Linked DNA regions of Homo sapiens: region 2 is linked to region 1. The links are chromatin loops, found by intact Hi-C in ENCODE. Cell type or tissue: dorsolateral prefrontal cortex. All regions are shown on one strand. Each heading gives the region's core, and the rest is flanking DNA. Links, peaks and the distances in the headings are about the cores only.

The links. Peaks named below come from ENCODE experiments on the same cell type or tissue, not always from the same donor. Only the 100,000 strongest peaks of a DNase experiment are listed, where the experiment ranks them.
Region 2: it touches region 1 in a loop (6-fold over the local background); 5 of 110 quality-filtered maps call a loop at or near these places.

What each region holds. Positions count from the first base shown.
Region 1 is chr21:24,509,015-24,519,685 of GRCh38, reverse strand. All of the region lies in intron 1 of LINC01684 (long intergenic non-protein coding RNA 1684), which reads right to left. Among named protein-coding and RNA genes, the nearest start is that of LINC01684, 86 kb to the right of the region's middle. In dorsolateral prefrontal cortex, for the core only: CTCF peaks have their summits at 5,189 and 5,388 (motif pointing right); no DNase peak of the experiment used is centred there; H3K4me3 peaks cover 378 bases.
Region 2 is chr21:24,041,493-24,052,163 of GRCh38, reverse strand. No RefSeq gene overlaps it. Among named protein-coding and RNA genes, the nearest start is that of LINC01689, 270 kb to the left of the region's middle. In dorsolateral prefrontal cortex, for the core only: a CTCF peak has its summit at 6,302 (motif pointing right); a DNase peak (open chromatin) is centred at 6,123; H3K4me3 peaks cover 465 bases; H3K27ac peaks cover 2,400 bases.

The sequences.
Region 1 (10,671 bases), core at 1,272-9,271:
GTAGACAGAATATTTGCTTTACAAAGATGTGATGTCCTAATTCCCATAACCAGTAAATATGTTATTTTACATGGCAATAAGAACATTGCATATATGTCTAAGTTAATGATTTTAAGAGAGGGAGATTATCCTGAATTATTAAGTTGAGCTCAGTGTAATCACAAGTTTGTAAGAGAGAGAGAGAAGTTTCAATGTCAGAGAAGCAACATGACAACAGAAGCATAGGTATGTGTTTGTGTGTGTGTGTGTGAGAGAGAGAGAGAGAGACAGAGAAAGGGAGAGAGAGATTTAAAGATTCTTTACTTTTGTTCATTTGATTTCATTTTTTTAATCTTCAACTTTTCAGTTCAGGGGTACACATGCACGATGTGCAGGTTTGTTACATGGGTAAACATGTGCCTTGGTGGTTTGCTGCACAGATCAACCCATCACCTAGGTATTAAGCCCAGCATTCATTAGCTATTCTTCCTAATGCTCTCCCTCGCCCCTACTCCATCCCCGTGATAGGGCCCAGTGTGTGTTGTTCCTCTCTCTGTGTTCTCATTGTTCAGCTCCCACTTATAAGTGAGAACATGTGATGCTGGTTTTCTGATCCTGCATTAGTTTGCTGAGGATAACGGCTTCCAGCTCCATCCATGTTCCTGCAAAGGACATGATCTCATTCCTTTTTATGGCCGCATGGTATTCCATGTGTATAGGTACCACATTTTCTTTATTCAGTCTATTATTTATGGGCATTTGGGTTGATTCCATGTCTTTGCTATTGTGAATAGTGCTGCAATAAACATACACATGCATGTATCTTTATAATAGAATGATTTACATTCCTTTGGATATATACTCAGTAATGGGACTCCTGGGTCAAATGGAATTTCTGCCTCTAGATTTTTGAGGAATCGCCACAGTCTTCCATGATGATCGAACAAATTTACACTCCCACCAATAGCATAAAAGTGTTCCTTTTCCTCCACAACTGAGCCAGCATCAGTTTTTTTGACTTTTTAATAATCACCATTCTGATTGGTGTGAGATACTGTGTCATTGTGGTTTTGATTTGCATTTCTCTAATGATCAGTGATGTTGAGCTTCTTTTCATATATTGGTTGGTTGCATATATGTCTTCTTTTGAGACGTGTCTTTTCGTGTCCTTTGCCCACTTTTCTTGTAAACTTGTTAAAGTTTCTTACAGACTCTAGGTATTAGGCCTTTGTCAGATGGATAGGTTGCAAAAATTGTCTCCTGTTTTGTAGATTGTCTGTTCACTCTGATGATAGTTTATTTTGCTGGGCAGAAGCTCTTTTTAATTAGATCCCATTTGTCAATTTTTGCTTTTGCTCCAATTGCTTTTGGTGTTTTTGTCCTGAATGGTATTGCTTAGGTTGTTTTCCAGGGTTTTTATAGTTTGGAGTTTTGCATTTAAGTATTTAATCAGTCTCGAGTTAATTTTAGTATAAGGTGTAAGGAAGAAGTCTAGTTTCATTTTTTTTTTTTTTTTTTTTTTTTTTTGCGTGTGGCTAGCCAGTTCTCCCAACACCATTTATTGAATAGGGAATCCTTTCCCCATTGCTTGTTTTTGTCAGGTTTGTCAAAAATCAGATGTTTGAAGGTATGTGGTCTTATATCTGAGTTTTCTATTCTGTTGCTTTGGTCTATGTGTCTGTTTTTGTACCAGTACCATGCTCTTTTAATTACTGTAGCCTTGTAGTAAGTATAGTTTGAGGTTGGGTAGCGTGATAACCTCCAGCTTTGTTCTTTTTGCCTAGGATTGTCTTGGCTATTCAGACTCTTTTTTGGTTCTATATGAATTTTAAAATATTTTTTTCTAATTCTGTGACGAATGTCAATGTTAGTTTAATGGGAATTGCATGGAATCTATAAATTGCTTAGGGCAGTAGGGCCATTTTAACAATACTGATTCTTTTCATCCATGAGCATGGAATATTTTTCTATTTGTTTGTGTCCTCTCTGATTTCTTTGAGAAGTGGTTTATAATTCTTGAAGAGGTCCTTCATTTCCCTTGCTAGCTGTATTTCCAGGTGTCTTATTCTTTTACTAGCAATTGTGAATGGGAGTTCATTCATGATTTGGTTTTCTGCTTGCCTGTTGTTGGTGTATAGGAATGCTAGTGATTTTTGCACATTCATTTTATATCCTGAGACTTTGCTGAAGTTGCTTATTAGCTTAAGAAGCTTTTGTGCTGAGGCGATGCGGGTTTCTATATATGTCATCTGCAAACAAAGATAACTTTACTTCCTCTTTTCCTACTTTTTTCCTTTATTTTTTTCTTTTGCCTGATTGCCATGGCCAGAACTTCCAATACTATCTTGAATAGGAGTGGTGAGAGAGGGCATTCTTTTCTTATGCCAGTGTTCAAGGGGAATGCTTCTGGCTTTTGCCCATTCAGTATGTTATTGGCTACAGGTTTGTCATGTATGGCTCTTACTATTTTTAGCTATGTTCCTTCAATACCTAGTTTATTGAGAGACTTTAACATGAATGGATGTTGAATTTTATTGAAGTCGTTTTCTGCATCTATTGAGATAATTATATGGTTTTTATCTTTAGTTCCATTTATGTGATGAATCACATTTATTGATTTGTGCGTGTTGACCCAATCTTGCATCCCTGGGATGAAGCCAACTTGATCATGGTGGATAAGCTTTTTGATGAGCCACTGTATTCTGTTTCTTAGTATTTTATTGAAGATTTTTGCATCAATGTTCATCAGGGATATTATCCTGAAGTTTCCTTTTTATGTTGTATCTCTGCCAGGTTTTGGTATCATGATGATACTGGCCTCATAAAATGAGTTAGGAAGGAGTTCCTCCTTTGCAATTTTTTGAAATAGTTTCAGTAGAAATGGTACCAGCTTTTCTTAAGATATTTAAGTGATGGATTTGAAAATGGAAGACAGAGTCGTGAGATAAGAAGTACATGCAGTCCCTAGAAGTTGGAAAAGCCAAAGAAACATTTTCCTAGAACATCCAGAAGGAATGCAGCCCTGTCAGCATGTTGTTCCCATGACTTCTGACTTTCTGAATATAAGATAATAAATTTGGGTTGCTTTAAGGCGCCAAATTTGTGGTGATTTGTTATAATAGTAATAGAAAATTAATACCCATGTCAATAATCACAATAATGCAAATGGTCTGAACATCTCAATTAAAGGGCATAACTTTTCAGATTGGATGAAAAAGCAAGACTTAGCATATGCTTGCTCCCACTTTAATGTATGAAACAAATTGGTTAAAACAAAACAATAAAAAATATATCACCTGATAACACTAAGGAAAAGCAAGCTGGGATAACTATCGATATAAGAGAAAACCATTTTTAGAACAAGGAAGATTGCCAGACAAAAGAGAGTCATTTGAAAATAACAGGGTCAATTAAAAATGACATAACATTTATTAATACTTATCAATCTAAAACAGAGTTTTAAAATTAATCAAGGAAAATGATAAAAATGTAAAGAGAAATACAAAATCTAAAATTATAATCAGATTTTAAACATCCTTTCTCAATAGAAAAATTATGAAAAAGGTTACTAAATATGTAGAAAATTTAAACAATACTATCAATTTGACCTAATTGATATTTATGAAACACTTCACTTAGGTACAGTAGAAAAGCACTGTTTAAAATGTAGACCAGATTTTATTACCTAAAACAAATCTCAGTAAATTTAAAAGTATTCAAGTCATACACAGTATGTTCTCCAACTACAAAGAAATTCCATTTAAATCAATAACAGAACAATATCTGGAAAATCATCAAATATTTAGATAGTAAATAATGCTTCTGAACAATTCAAGAGTTCAAGTAAAAAATCAAATGGGAAATTAAAATGTATTTTGAATTGAAAGAAAATTAAAATTCAACATATCAAAATTTGCGGGAAGTAGAGGACACAGCACTCAGGAAATATTGTAGCACTAAGCACTTGGGAGAAAAAGAAGAAAGTTCTTACATTGTTGAGCTCAGTTTACAAATTAAGAATCTAGAAAAATAAAATCAAATGAATCTCAAAGTAGATTGAGTAGATAGAATAATAAAAACAGCAGTTTAATAAAATCAAAACAAGGAAAAAATAGAAGAGAAAACCAAGGAAATCAAACAATCAAATTTATCTGCTTATCTACCACTTAGGATATGAAAGAGGAGAAGAGGAAGAAGGAAAAAGAGAAGGAGCTTCAATGCAAACAAGATCCTGTCTGTCTCAGGGAGTTACTTGCAGACACTTTTGGAATAATGTATGGCCCACGGGAGGAACTCAATAAGTAGTCGGTGAATAAATTAATTAATATTTCATTGAATATATTCTTATAAGAGCATCCTTTTTTTCTGATTAAATAGCATGAGGCATTAGATAGAAAGCATTCTGTGTTCCCAGGTGTGGTGTTGTGGCAAAATATTTTGTGATTAAAAAAAATACTCTCCATAGTTTTTGACATAATGAAACATCATTTTGTTAAATTTTTCCTAGCACAATGTATTATGCAATTGTAGAGAACACGCAGAGCAAAATGAAGGCTGGTCTTAAGTATATGCTACATGAGAAGAGTGAACACTGCCTATAGAACATCTATCCAAACTTCAAGCAAGCAACAAAAGCATTCAGGTGTATTTTAAAATTTAATTTTACTTTTATGTAATGTTTCACTTGTACTTGCCTGTTATGGGGATCACATTATGGATATGTCTAGCAAAAAAAAATGCTATTTCTTGTACAATACACCTGTGCAGAATCACAAGAATTCATGCTACTTCTTTGAAAATATACTATTCAAGGAATATATAGTATTTTACAAATAAGAATATTTTCTTATTGATTCTTATTTAAAAATTCTACATTTTAATTATCTATGGACATTTTATTTTCAAGAGATAAGTTTCTTTAAGGTATTTAATGTCTCTAATCTATGGTTGCTAATTTAAGCTAACGGTTTTCCAAATCTACAGAACTTCACCATATTTAGTATTATGTGAGCAAACCTAAATATACATTTATTAAAATAAATGTAAGATAAATGCATGTTTTAAGTAAAATGTTCTCTTTTAAACTGTCTTAAGCAATGGAGAATATTAACGACTACTTTAGCCAGGAAAATTAGATTCAATCATTCTGTAAAGACACTAGTTTATTAATTTTTCCCTAGTCACATCACAATAATGTCTATTTCCGTGTGAAAGTGCTTAAACTGTAAAAGTAAACAGAATAAAGTGCACAGCAGTTAAGAACCTAACAGATGCATAATTTTGATAATTATTGCACACTTCATTTAACCATAACACAATCACACATCAGCCTGGTCTTTTCTAAAAATATTTGAATATGAAAATACTTTGTTTTCAGCAGCATATTTTACCACTAGGTGGTAGTATCTCCTTTATTCTTCATTGAAATGGCATTCAGCATCTGAAGATCACAATTTCTGTTTATAGATTTAAATAGTGATGAATCAAAGAAAACGCATTATTTGCAGTGAAATTTTGCTTCTTAACCCTCGATATTCTGTAAGACTTCGGCTTTATTTCATGTTTCCAGGAGTCTGGTAAAGATGTACGAGTTAAATGTATTTACAATGGTTATTGTTGATGTTTGTTATTATTAAAAGAATAGGAATGTCATTGAGTTTCTTAATATCTTGAGAGTGGTCTAGACAATATGTATTGCCCCAGATTGAAATAACATCACTCTGTACAGCTGGATTATTTTGATACTTAGGTTATAATTTACAGACTTTCTATCTCACCACCCCTACAAAAATAATTGCTCTTCTATAAATGTTCTACTTGGTGAGAAGGATCAACATTTCAGTATTTTCAAAACAGCAGAAAACACAATGTAATATAATTTATTTTTTTAGTTAAGTATAACAAAAGATTTTACGGGGATATTAGTGAGCTATTTCTCTTCCCTGCTCTTTTCTTTTAATCGGTGTTTATATTGGTTCTAAAGAAGTCCTGAGAATACCTATGACATTGTTATTTTCAATAGTTACCACCATACATTTTATGCAATGTTTTTGGAAATGTGATCTATTTCTACAGATTTACTTATTATGAAAAATTAAACATTCTTAATATGAAATATTGGTAAATTTTTAGAAAGTTATGCTTCTCAAATACAAATGATATATATGTAAACCAGGATAAACAAACTGGAGAACAATTAGGCAATATGTTTGTATTTTGAAAAGATAAATGAGTACTGAATATATATTTCCAAAGAAATATTCAGAAAGAGTGAACAAATCGGCCGTAAAGATGTCTAGTATAGTATTATTTACAACAGTAAAACATTTGATACAATCTCAATATTCAGTAATAAGAACTTGTCAATTTTTCATGATACGTCATACAATGGGAAATAAATATGAAAATACTATTAGATAAGAATATTTATCAACATGAAAAATTTATGGTTAAAAATCAAACTAAATTTTTTAAAACATTAAGAAAATGACTTTTGTAAAATATACTGATGTGTTTATACCTATGTGTGTATCTAAACCCATATGTATAACATCATGCCTCCAAATATTTTTTTGGGTTGGCATATCTGGAAAACAACATTGGCCTTCAGATTAGCTACAATAATAAAATACTTAACTAAATACAGGTATTTCAGAAATTTATTTTTAGAAAATCAACATCAATTAGATTTTCAGGATACTCTAATCAATGATATAGTTTGGACGTGGAATGAGAAAGCACATATTATATCATATCATCCATATTATATCATATCTCATATCATATTCTATCATATCTCATATCATATCTCATATTATATCATATCTCATATTATATCTCATATCATATTATATCATATATCATATCATATATCATATCATATTATATCATATATCATATCTCATATCATATTATATCATATCTCATATGAGATATGATATAATATCATATCATCCATAGAATAAATGATTAAAAACTTAGAGTGGATAGTTAACATAGTAACGGCAAAGTGCAAATCCGATATAGAATAAATTAGGGAATCTCAATCTAAAAGTCGATTTTCAGATGCATATAAGTCCATTTGTCTTTCTTTTGGTACTATGACTAGCAAACTCTTCCTAAGCTCCTCTTAGGTAGAGAACACTAGACATGATGAAAATCTATTATGCATTTTGCAGTACAAGAATCTCAAATAATAAAGTTTACTTCAGCATCCCTAGTAGACACGGAAGGGGCTGCAAGCAGGTGCCGAACTTCATTTGACAATTTTCAGAGTAGGAAGGAAATGAAATGTCAAGGCTAAAGGAAAATAATTATTCTTGCAACTTCCACAAGCATGTTGTCTCTTCTTATCAATTCTTATTTCTAATTACATATGAAGTGTGTACACAAACTAATGTTTACCAAAGAAAACTCTTGAGTATAAGGCCAGTTTCATGTTTTTTTCGTTGTTAATTATTTTTTGATAACTTATTTAATCTACACTTATGAGTGCTCACTTGAAAAACAGAATATCTCATACCACCCTTTTTATATTCATGTTCTTTTCGTAAATTGGTTAGGTGATTTCTACTTCATTTCACAACAACAGTTTTAGTTTCAGTTTTCAAATTTCTGTTTTTTTAATTTGGTACCATTTTAATCCTCATAGCAACCACTTTTTTTTTTTTTTTTTTTTTTTAGACATAATCTCACTCTGTCGCCAGGCTGGAGTGCAGTGGCTCAATCTTGGCTCACTGCAATCTTTGCCTCCTGGGTTCCAGCGATTCTCTTGCCTCAGCCTCCCAAGTAGCTGGGACTACAGGCGTGCACCACCACGCCCGGCTAATTTTTGTATTTTTAGTAGAGACAGTGTTTCACCATGTTGGCCAGGATGGTCTCAATCTCCTGACCCCATGACCTGCCCGTCTTGGCCTCCCAAAGTGCTGGGATTGCAGGCATGAGCCACTGCGCCCAGCCCATAAGCATCCACTTTTATGACACACAATTTGAACATTTAGAAGTCAGTCATGATATTAAAGACTTTACATTATCTCATAATCTACACATTATCCATTTCTGTTTTATTAAAGTAATTAAAATGTTGTTGCCTATTTTAAAGGCATAGGATGATTTTTTTCATAAAATTTTGTAACCTCTTTAAATCACATTTTAGTTGACAAATTACTCTAGGGAGCACAGGCTCTGAGTGAATAGAAAATATCAAATAGCAAAAGCTGTAACTCATTTGTTATCCTTATATTTCAACTAAGCAATTATACTTGATTGAATTACTGTCTATTCACTTAGAATATGACTAAATGATATAGTTGCCACATTTTGAACCAAATTCTGGTTCAAATTATATTGAATTTTTATTTTTGAGACAGGAGTTTCTGTTTAAATAAAAATACACTTTGCATAGCTCAAGCACCTATGTCTTATTCAAATCTCATATAGTTAACAGGTATCCATTTCTAAACAATATTTTTACAAAATAAATGCTCTTCAGATGACACCATTTCATTTCAGGATCTTCGCTAATGAATTTGTCAGTTGTTGTTTGTAATTATTTATGAGCCATTAGCTCAATGTTGTTATTACATCCTGACAACAGTGACATTTTAAAGAGCTTTGGATAATAAAATACACTTCTTATATACAATGCAATGTATTCTCCATTATTTTTATAACAACATGTCTCTAGAAACCAGAATTTCTAATGTCTCCCAATACAATCGTTTGCCATGAAGCAGCGGTTCCTTCTCAAAGTGTTTGTTGTGCCCCAACCAGTAGCACCAGCATAACCTGGGAGTTTCTAAAAATAAAACATTATCGGGACCCCCTTTTACTGAATTAATCAGAAGCATTGGCAATGGAGCTCAGCAATCCATATTTTAATACTTCTCCCAGGTGACTATGATGCATATGGCAATTTAATAGCTATTGTTATATATTTAAAAGAGAGGTAAATAGTGTTTAATTATTATGTTAGTAATGTATGCTTTATGAGATACTCAAAGTTTTCACTTTAAATTACAAAGGATCTGTTAAATTTATGAATGATTAACCTGTAGGTTCAACTGTCCAATATTAGCTCAAATGCTAAACTGTAGAGAATAATAGTGCAGGAGGTGTCACCATACTGCTTCTTCTAGAAACATAGCACGTAGTTGATGCATGTAACAAAGACACATGTTTGAATTTCAGTTTTTTATTAAATGAGAAACATTCTAAGGTTTTCTAGAAAACCATTTACAGTAGGTTAATTTTCTCCCAAGACAACTGTGCCTAAAGACATTCATAAGTAAAAGAAATAATTTTCTGATAATGATTTACCAGGTTCTCCTTGGCAGGGCAGTCTGATGGCCACATTTCAATTAGGACTTGGTGGTACAGTCACCACGAAGAAATAAATGTCACCTGTAGCCTTACCAGTCCTCACTTACAAACATCCTCAATTCTTACTAAGTAAGATAGTCTGCCTTCCATCAATGGCAGTCTTCTTACAGCCTTCATTCTTTTCAGGGGTGTCCAATCTTTTGGCTTCCCTGGGCCACATTGGAAGAAGAAGAATTGTCTTGGGCTACACATAAAATACACTAACACTAATAATAGCTGATAAGCAAAAGAAAAATGCAAACTATTTTCATAATGTTTTAAGAAAGTTTACTAATTTGTGTTGGGCTGCATTCAAAGCCCTCATGAGCCCACATGTGGTCTGCGGGTCGTGGGTTGGACAAGCTTGTTTTAAATCTTCCTCAAGCTATGTAGTTGGTGTTTTCAAAGGTACTGGATTGTCCTTCAAACTATGCATTACTTTTCTATATGTTCATATTTCTAGAGTTGTTAAGGCCCCTTAGTGATTCACAATCACATATCCAAGGAAAAAAGATAGCAACATGTTGTGTTTTAGTATTAAGAATCTGTTGTATTTTGACCCCTCTTAGTGTGAAATAATAAAGCTTCCACAGCGTGTAAGGGGACCTGAATGGGTTGCTGCTGCTGCCTGGGGTGGCCAGCTTTTATTCCTTTATTTGTCCCCACCCACATCCTACTGATTGGTCCATTTTACAGAGTGCTGATTGGTGCATTTACAATCCTTTAGCTAGACATAGAAAAGTTCTCCAAGTCCCCACTCAACCCAGAAGTCCAGCTGGCTTCATCTCTCATTAGGATTTATAGAACACTGAAATCTAAATAATTATATATGTTTAAAATGGAAGTTACAGACTTAAAAATCTAGTTATTGACCATGTGATGATTTTGTAAGAGTTTACAGAACAATATTTAACTTTTGTCAGTAGAAAGATTTCTACCTGTAAAATTAGAGTACTCACAATAGTTTCTACTGAAGAGTAGGCTATCCCATGGGGATAATTTCTATATATCTGGAGACAGTGCTGTCAAAACTACTGCAAGCGATTCTCTTTCTTTCTCCTCTTCTCTCAAAATAACAGCCAACAAATAACTGAGCCATAAATCAGATTGCTCTATTTGTTAAATCAGCTGAAGCAAGCTGGTGACTGCTTTGTGAACCATTTATTTTAGTTGAATTCTACTCAGTTCTTCACATGCCCTAAATTTTACATGTATAATGGGTTAGTGGAGTTTTCAGAGTGTTCTGACAAGAGATCTAAATATATATGTTTGTTAAAATTCAAAGATGTGTGCTAATATGTAAAATATTTTGATGACCTTACTGCTTGGAAA
Region 2 (10,671 bases), core at 1,364-9,363, 470 kb after region 1:
ACAGAAAACCAAACACCGCATGTTCTCACTCATAGGTGGGAATTAAACAATGAGAACACATGGACACAAGGAGAGGAACATCACACACCGGGGCCTGTTGTGGGGTGGAGGGCAGGGGGAGGGATAGCATTAGGAGAAATACCTAATGTAAACGATGAGTTGATGGGTTAAAAAAAATCTACCCATGTTTATTCCCTGTAAGACCCAACTTAAACTCTGTTGAATAAAAAGGAATGTATTGGTCAAAAAAAAAAAAAAAAAAAGAAAGTAGAACTGTTTTCTTTTTACTAGCGAGAGAGCTTTTTAGGCATCACTTATTAAGTGATGACTTAATAAGGCTTGATAATAAATGGATAAAAATATTGATATTATTGTATTATTGAAATATGTATTTGTGTCCACTACCATGAACAATAAACCATTGATATGTGTGTAATAAGTTTTGTAACTTTGTAAAGTATCTTTTTAAACACTTATATCCACTAAAAACTACAGAAAACTGAAGTAAAAGGGAACCAGACTTTTGAAAATGTGTCTCTTAAAATATTAAGCCAATATTCTCAGGGGGCATAAAAATGAATAACATAATTCTCACTATTATTATAAACATACATTAATAGTAATCTTTTCATTTTATAAAACAATATGTATTAGCAATATATTAGTGAGGAAAAAAGGTTCTCTATCTCTAGTAAATAAAATTAACTGATTTAACAAAATTTCCTTTTTCATCTCATCTGTTTAAAGATTCTATTTCTTATCATATATATATGTATACACTAAGATATATAATACTGCTATGTACACATATCTTTCTTTCTATTTATTTCTATGCACACACATAGGCACATATAAACACATATAATGCAAACTTAACATCTTTTTTTTTTTTTTTCGAGATGGAGTCTTGCTCTGTCTCCCAGGCTGGAGTGCAGTGGCGCAATCTGGGCTCACTGCAACCTCTGCCTCCCGGGCTCAACTGATTCTCCTGCCTCAGCTTTCCAAGTAGCTGGACTACAGGTGTGCACCACGATACCAGGATATTTCTTTCTTTCTTTCACTTTCTTTTTTTATTTTTGTAAGAGAGGTATTTTCACCATGTTGGCCAGGCTGGCCTCAAACTCCTCACCTTGGGTGATCCACCCATCTCAGCCTCCCAAAGTGTTGGGATGACTCGCATGAACCACCATGCCTGGCCTTAACATCATTTTTTTACTGATAGAGATATACTCCCAAAAATGTTTGGAAGGAATTGCTGTAATACTAGGACCAAAAATTTGACAGATTATTTTTCTTCAAAGAAGCTGCAAATGATAAAAGTAAAAAGGCAAATAACGATATTTTTATTTTCCTTTAAACATAAAAAGAGAAGGCATGGATAATTGATTATAAGGCAATTATTTGTTGAAAGGCTTAGTTTAAATTATTCAACTATTTAAATAGTAAATAATAACATCCACAATTTAGCCTTTTTTTTTGAGTTTTAAAGGCAGAAATCATTCACAATTTGTCCAGTATGAATATGTGTCACCTAAAATATTACAGAATGCTTTCACACATTTTATCTTGTTTTAATTTTGACAAATGATGCAATTTAGTTTCTACTTAGATTTATATGGTTTGTTTCATTTTACATAAAAGAAATCTGAGGTTCAGAAAGATTGCTACTCACTCAAGCACACATCTAAATATCCGGACTTGAAGACATAAATTTCCTTCCTCTTTTTTCTCTGTAAAGTCCTTAAACTGGTAATTCACACTGATGTTGTATTCATAAATATCCCCCAAGTTTATACAATCGGTATGCTAACAGTTACTGCTGTTTCTCTTATCATTAGATAGCTTAGATGATGACACAGCCAAATGACTGACAGCAATTGTTTTTAAACTTCTTTTATTTTAGGGAGAGTACAGAATGTACTCAGTTGACTTGTGTCACCCCAAAATTCATATGTTCGAGTCCCAACAGCCAGTACTCCAGATTGTAACCCTATTTGGAAATACGGTAATTGTGTTTAAAGAAGTGATTAATGTGATTAATTTAAAATGAGCCTATTATGGTGGGATCCTAATCCAATTAGTTCTGAGGTTTTGTTTTGTTTTGTTTTGCTTTGTTTTGTTTTTTGAGGTCAGGAGTTCAAGATCAGCCTGGCCAACATGGCGAAACCCTATCTTTACTAAAAATACAAAAATTAGCCAGGTGTGGTGGCGCGTGCCTGCAGTCCCAGCCACTTGGGAGGCTGAGGCATGAGAATCACTTGAACTCGGGAGGGGAAGGTTGCAGTGAGCTGAGATTGTGCCAGTGCACTCCAGCCTGGGGGACAGAGCGAGACTCTGTCTCCAAACATATATGTTGGAAACATACATGTTTTTGTTTGTTGATGTGTATTACATGTAGATGACTGTAGCACAAAATCATTTCTGCTCCTCTTCCTGGATGCACAGCAAAACTACTTTACTAGCCTCTCTTGCAGTCAGTGTGGTCATTTGACCAAATTCTTTTTAATAAAATGAGAGCTGAATGTGCTGCTGTAATGCTCAAGCCTTTAACCCAGCAGGTGGGCTGTCTCCATTGCTCTCTTCTTCTTCTGTCCAAGCACTGGGCATGATAGACCAGCTTTATGATATGAACAATGGCAAGGCCCTAGAAGACAAAAAAGTACTATTAAAAACGTAGCCTGCGTCCCGATGTGGAAGAGAGCTAGCTACCAACCAGGAACACCTACCTATACTATTAGTAAATAAATAAATAAATAAATAAATACCCTTTGAGTCTTTCCGTTACAGTGGTTTAACCTACATGAATGGTAAGTTTTAATAGAATATTTTTTAACTTTTAAGTAAGTTCTGTCATTTTTCACACTCTAAGGTGCAACTGTATACACATTTTCAGGACTTTTTTTTCTGTACTTCTTGATTCTGACTCTTAGGTCAAATTAACATTTAAATCTTATTTCCCATTATAGTTGAGAGCAAAGCCCCTTTCAGGTTTTCTGTTTACCTCGAAGGCTTTTCTGCTTGGCTTCCTTAATGTGCTGATTTGCACAGCAAAATGAACTTCAGCTCATCTTTTAAACCTGAAAGCTTATATTCTGATGAATATAGCAAACATGGTGAAAAAGCATGAATATGCACAAAATCTGTCAATTCTCCACACCCCCTGCATTGCGAAGGCTCTTATTAAGACCACAAAATGGCAGAATGCAGATGGTGTTCATGAAAAGTTCTCTTCCTAGGTACCACACATAATATGTTAGATGACTTCACCTGAGGAAATTACATGATGTACAGAAGCAATTTTAGAAAATAGCATGTATACTTGACTACATTCATAACTATTTTACACTCTGCTTTAGAGTCCTGGTTGTTATGGCGTCTTATGAGTGACTGTAATTTTTGTAAACTATAGAAGAGTGGTTCATTCTGGAATATCTACTGTACTGCCAACTTGCTCTTGGGCATATAATCCAGAGGTTATTTCCAAGATTTAGAGACTTTTACCCCTTAAATCATATAGTAATTAGATTAGAAATTTCTTGAGTGATTACCTCATATTAATTCCTGCTTTTACCAGAAACTGAGCTATACTAAAGATACCAATATCTACCCAGTATAGAAAATTTCTCACAATCCCGTGGTGAATCATTCTTTGTTAGAAATGACAAATGACACTGAAGTAAATGCTAGAAATTTAATGTATTCTATTATACCCAAGTTTCTGCTCATCTATCATCCACTTAATTACCACCATTTGTACCTTGAAATAAATTGCTATACAGTTTAATACAACTCTAAGGACGAAGGAAATGACAAAAACAATGGCATTCTAAATAATTGGGAGGCAAAAATGTTCTGTATGTGTTTATATATTCACATAATCAATGATATGCGAGAACTAAAAATATTTTTAAATATCAAGAAAGTGTAAGCTTTTCCTAAGATTATTTCAAAAGTGTGCATACTTCATTCTCCTAGCCATGTTTCCCTTCTTTCTTATTTCATCCATTACACTAAGAACTTCAGCATTTTAAAAAAATTTTCTACCCTTATGCTAATTACATTCATAACGTGATCTATGATAACATAATGAAGATGTAAATTGGAGTGATCCAGACTATCTCAATCCATTTTGAAGTCCCTGAGACAGTTGCATTGTTATAAACCAATAAACATACAAGAATAATACAACTCATTTGTCTAATTAATCTTAAGTCCTTAGAGCCAGAGCCAGTGCCTGGCTGGTTATATACTAATATGTGTGTGCAGAATGTACACATGATTTTCAACTTTAAATATAATAAAACGCTAAAAAATCACATGGAATATGTTTATGCTTAATTAGGTTTAACTGTACCATGTTATACATAGCATTTTGGGGGTGATAGGTGGCACAAAAATTTAATAATCTAATTCAAAAGAGGTCATATATTCTGTATTTCTTTTCTTTTTCTTTTTTTTTTTTTTCTTGAGATGGGGTCTCACTCTGTCACCCAGGCTGAAGTGCAGAGGCACGATCTTGGCTCACTGCAATCTTCACCTCCCAGGTTCAAGCTATTCCCCTGCCTCAGCCTCTCGAGTAGCTGGGATTACGGGCATGCACCATCACACCCGGCTAATTTTGTATTTTTAGTAGGGACGGGTGTCACCATGTTGGCCAGGCTGGTCTCAAACTCCTGACCTCAGGTGATCCACCCTCCTCAGCCTCCCAAAGTGTTGGGATTACAGGCGTGAGCCACTGCGCCCAGCCTATTCCGTATTTCTCTAATAGGGAGTATTAAGACTCTTTAAAGTTTAGTTGCATAGGGTTCTTGTAAAAATTTTATAAAATAGGGCACATGGAGGCCTAGAGAAGTTCTTTAGTTTGTTCAGTAGTGCTTAAAAAGGAGGAACTGGGCTAAATGGAGAAGCCTCATTTGTGGTTCACTTGCCTGCTCTTTATGGTATATGCACTCTTTTCTTCCTCCTTCTTAACATTGTTTTACTCCCTTGTCCTCTTTTCACTAATAACACAACATAGTGAGGGAAGTTTCTATCAGGGGCATTTTTCTACTTGACCAGTTTAGGGGTTTGTCAAGACTAATTCCTTTTGCCTTTAAGTTTACGCTAAAGATGTTGTAGAACGATCCACAATCTGCTACTGTGGGTCTCTTTCCATTTAAGTGGGTAGCCATGAATGGTTAATCTAGTAAGTCTGCCTGTGTGAAAGTAATTTCCTGTCGGAAAAAACAAAAAGGCTTACTTTTTTTTTTTTTTTGCAGCTTTCACTTTATATTGAGAACTATCATTCTTGGTACAATGATAAAACAAAGGCATCAAATTTAACATTCAAACAACCATAACAGAAAGATTAAAACAGTAAATAATATAATAAGCTATGAATAACTTTATTTTTTCATATTTTAGTGCAGGGTAATATTAACATAATTTTACTTAAGAGCAGGACTTTTAAAAGGAACTTTAGTTATATTTATGTCTTAATTAATTATTTTAATTTAGTCCTAACGCAAGGATATACATTGTTTTCTAGAATTTGACTACCATGAAGTGATTCCTCTGAAGATTTGAATATTTCTAAAGCCCCTTGGAAGTCAGAAAGTCTTGGTGGTATTCCTAGATTAAAAATGAGAGAATTGTCATGAATCAGGAAAATTTGAAGTGTACATAAATATTCAAGACTTGCGTAGGGCATGCAGTGTTGTTCTCCTCAAGAATTATGTTAATTGGGTCAAAGTCTTGTTTTCATATAATTTTTATTTCCTCTGGAGTGCCTTGCAGAGTTCTAGGCACTTGGCGAATTTTAGTAAATATTTGTTAAATAAATATGTGAGATTTAATACCATGACAGTCAGCAGTTCATTTCAAATTTTTAATTATTTTTTGTAACCAAACACCGGTATCTTAGAGTTTTAAAACTATTATCATTTTATTCTTTCTCATGAGACTGATCTTTGGAAGGCTCTGCAGATCTAGGTCATATTTGGCTGATGTTGGAGATGAGTCAGTGGGAACTGGCTGGTCTAAGATGACCTTAGCTGAGATGCATCAGCTCTGCTCATTGTAGTCTCTAATCCTACAGCTGGCCAGTCCAAGGCAAAAGGGCAGCATTCCAAGAGAGTGGCAGCATGCCAGCTTTCTGGAGAACTAGGCTCAGAATGCCACACCATGACTGCCCTGCATTCTATTGTCCAAATCAAGTCACAAGGCCAGCTCTGATTCAGGGGATAGAGAAAGCAAGTCCACCTCTAAATGGGAAGAGCTGCAATGACATGTACAAACAGCATGCATAACGGGGAGCTGTGGTCAGCAGGGGGCGTTTTTGCAATCAACATTTGAAATATTCAAGCAAAAACAAAATAGAAAGAAGTCAGGATATTCTCAAGGCTTAGAAATGCAACATAATGAATTTATTAGTAGTTTTTTTTTTTTATCCTGTGAGCAACGTACAATGACAGAAAAAATAAATCCATAATTTTTGTCAGCAGAATTAGCTTCATTCAAATGACTTATGCTATTTGTCAAAACAGAAAAATCAGTCAAGGTCCACTAGCATTGGATTTGTCAAAACCCTAATTTTCACAAACTTGGCATTGCTACATTGCTACTAATAGCACATGGCTTCTCCTGGGAGAGAAATTTTGGCTTTTCTGCTTTTTTTTTTTTTTTTTTCTGGTGTTGGTTTTTCCTCGAGCTTTCTGCAGTCCTTCCTATGTAAATTTATATCGGTTGCCACAAAAATCCATTTATACTACCAAGAATCATTGACTTAGTAACTCCAATGACGTTAATTTTTCTGTGAAGTGATGCACAAAACAACAAAATCTTTTTATAAATAAATTCTGGAACATATACTAGCTTTTAAAAATGATATTTAAATTCTTCAGCCTTCTAAAGCTTTTGGCTTGTGGAGACAGGAGAAAGCTTAAAAGCTAACTATTTTATCAACATTTGTGTACAACTTTAAATAAAAGACAAATATTTTATTACTAGCATTAATCATTTAATTAAAAATCTGATTTTCTTCTTTACTAGAGTCAATATTTATGTCATTATATAAATATGCATACAGCAGATATTAATCTGAATGGAATCAGTATGAGAATAAAGGAGGCTATAATCAAAGGTGCAGATCTGATGTTGCACCTTATGGGGCATCTAGATTTGAGTATGAAACTTTACATAAGGGAAGCAAGAGTCTAGGTTATCTGGTGCTCTACTTACTATAGTTATGGGTTGAACAACCTAGAAGATTGGGGTCTCATTCCTTTTCCCCAAAATCCCACTTTCTGCTATGTTTCTGGGATGGAGCGTCCATATCTTTCTCTCCAAGAACTCACTCTTTGACTTATGGTGGCCTAGAATTGCTAGTTAAAATCAATGCTAATGACTTATCTATCTCTCCTTTCATCTTCTTCTTTTGATTAGTAATTACTTAATTTGCTGTCTCAGGGATAGCACTGTAAGCTTTGCACCCTAAGCTTGTTTAACTGTATCAGAAGGAATAGTGAAAAATATGAGAATCAGAACATAAGCAGATTAAAGTACAGTTAATCTACAGGAAGTCAAATCCATACCAAGATAAGATTACTGAGTTTTACACACACCCTGCAGCTAAAGAAGAGCCTGTATATCAGAAATGTTGTTGCTTTTATACTTTAAAAATTTATTGTGAGAATTTTTAAGTATTCCACTTAGAAAATCAGTTATTAAGGATCATCAATTGCTAAAAAAGGTAATCATAAGCACTAGTAGTGTCTTGAGAGACAATGAAGTAAATTACTAAAAATCAAAGTACACATGTAATTTAGAGAACACTTAGGCAAAATAAGAAGGTTCAAGTTTAGTTCATACTAGAAGAGACCTAATTACAAACCTACCATTTGTAAGCAAAATATGTATATTGGTGCCCTTGTTCAGAAGAACAAATAAATACCCTTCTCAAGTTCCTTTTGTAATAATGAAGACTCCCCCTGCAGGGCTGTAATTGACTTAAACCTTCCAGGTAAGGAAATTTTACAGTAAGTCAAACCTTATAATAACGTTGTGACATCTGAATCCCTCCAGTTTATAATGGTCCTCTTTATCATTAGTAAAAAACAAAAACGCTAGTAGAAATAGGTTAGAAAATACTAATTTAAATATAAAAGTTCCAGTTAAATGCCTCATGATTGTTTTAATTTCTAACCAAAAATAACTTGAAATCCTAATGTAACTGTAAAGTAACGGTTGAATTTTATTTTCTTTTTACTACCATACTAGTGGTTAATAATTAAAGAATGTTAACCCCCTCCATAGTAGAAATGATGTCTCTGTGTTATAAATCTGTATATTCTCATTATTTAGTATTACCTTGACGTTTAGTAGGCATCTCACAACTGTGTTTGTTGAGTGAACCAATTAACCAATGGCTGAGTAAAAACAAATAAAGCTTAAGACTGAGAGTGATTAGACTACTTGATAGCCCAAAAAGGAAAGATTTATAAACAGAGAAATCCTAGTGTAGTCATAACTGTTAGAAATGAGAAGGAAATATTTCATGGTTGTTGTTGCTGCTGATGCTATTGTTTATTCTCGAAGACTTTAATCAACATTTCATGTAGTTGAATGCAAAAATGTGGTTTATTGGCCGATATCGCACCACTGCACTCCAGCCTGGGCAACAGAGCAAGACTCCTGTCTCAAAAAAAAAAAAAAAATGTGGTTCATTGGAATATTTGGGCCTAGGTACCTTGAACCTCTAAATGGATAAAGTATCTTAAGCCTTCTCATTTCCCTCAATACTAATTAAGACAGCAACATCTACAACCACCTCCAAAAGCAAACAACTTACCTGTCATAAACTCAGTATCTGACATATTCTTCCATTGGCTTTGCTTACAGCTTTGTTGAATTCGTTGACAAAGGAACCTCCTGTTTTATGAAAATAAATAGTATTATCTTAAAACAACTTGAAAATGTGGACCTAGTGAAAATACTGCATTATTTTATTTTCTTTTATAATTGTCAACTTTCTCCTGTGTGATGTGGAGATTTGATTTACATTTCTTAAGTCAGGGCTAAATGCTCTTATCTGGTGAATACCCAACAAAGTTTAAGTCTTTATATTCCCTTTGTACACAAATTAATTTTAAAAAATTCAAACCCCTCTTTCCCCAAATCTTGTGTCCTTAATCATCAGCTAAATGTTCTAAATAAATAAATGGAAACCTGATGTGAAAGAAAGAGGGAGATTTTGATCTCAGCTATTCAGATAATTCAGTTCCTGGATGTTTATGCTGATCAAAATCACCAGATTCTTGTTCAAACCTCTGCTTCTGTTTACCTGTGTAAACACAGAATGTATTATGTTGATGTAGTTTTATGGGAAGAAATTGCTAGAGCTTTGGAGAATAACTCAAGCGTTTTATCTGTGTTTGCACTAAACCTAAACTTGGATTGAATATCTTTCTATTTATCTATTTTGCTTAAAAAAAACTAGCAGGTCTGAGCCATCTCAAGAGAAACTGTGTTTTTCTTAAATGAACAGCATATACTTAGATTGGATGTTTTGTCTTAAAATATTCAATATTTCCTTATTTTAGGAGCAGAAACTAAGACTTAACAATGATTTAAAGCAAGAAATACTTTAGGTGTAAAAAATTCAAGCATGCAAGCAGTTCATTTTGCAAAATCCCTTCCAATTTTTCAGACAATCAATGCCTTTTTTGCCTGTTCATATAGATTTTTAAGGAGATTCTTACGAGAGCAAAATTAATTATGCATTTTCCCCTCTTTATCATCTTCCATTTCTTGCAGGGGTGTGGATTGGAAATTTTTTTTTTTTTTTTTTTAGACAGAGTCTTACTCTGTCGCCCAGGCTGGAGTGTAGTGGTGCAATCTCGGCTCACTGCAACTTCTGCCTCTGGGTTCAAGTGATTCTCATGCTTCAGCCCCCCCATCCCCAAGCAGCTTGGACTACAGGCATGCACCCCCATGCCCAGCTAATTTTTGTATTTTCAGTAGAGACAGGGTTTCACCATGTTGGTCAGGCTGATCTCAAACTCTGGACCTCAAAAGTGCTGGGATTACAGGTGTGAGCCACTACGCCCAGCCTGGAAATTTTCTTAAGACTACCTGCAACCTGCCCATTAGTATCTGTGGTATTCCTGATAGGTCATTCTGCCTTTTCAGAAGTCAGGAGATCGCAAGAGAAGAATCAGGAAATTTACTAGAAAATATTCAAGTTTGTGCTATTTGAAGGCTACAAATACAATCTCCTGGTCTGTCCACTGTTGGTCACTGGTAAAGAGATCAAGAGAGAGGATGGCAAATGTAGCACTGTTTCCCATAGTGTCATTGAGAATGCATTAAGTTTTCTAATTGTGAGTAATGACATGAGGCATTTTGCATGTAATATGCATGTTATAATTAAACCAAATCCTTACTATTATGTTTTCATCAGATAGAGTCCCGGCAGGAAATAGAGAGCCCATTGAAACTTGGCAAATTAAAGATAACTAAATAATGGGATTATTGTTGTAGATGTAGTCAGAGTTTAGGTGAGCCAGCAGGGAGTAGTACAGGGCTTCAGGCCTGCAACAGGAGGGAGACTTCACCAAGCCTATGATTGAAGGGTTGTGATTTGTTACAGTGTCCAGAAAGAGTAGCTGTCTGGACAGGTCTACCTCATAGGAG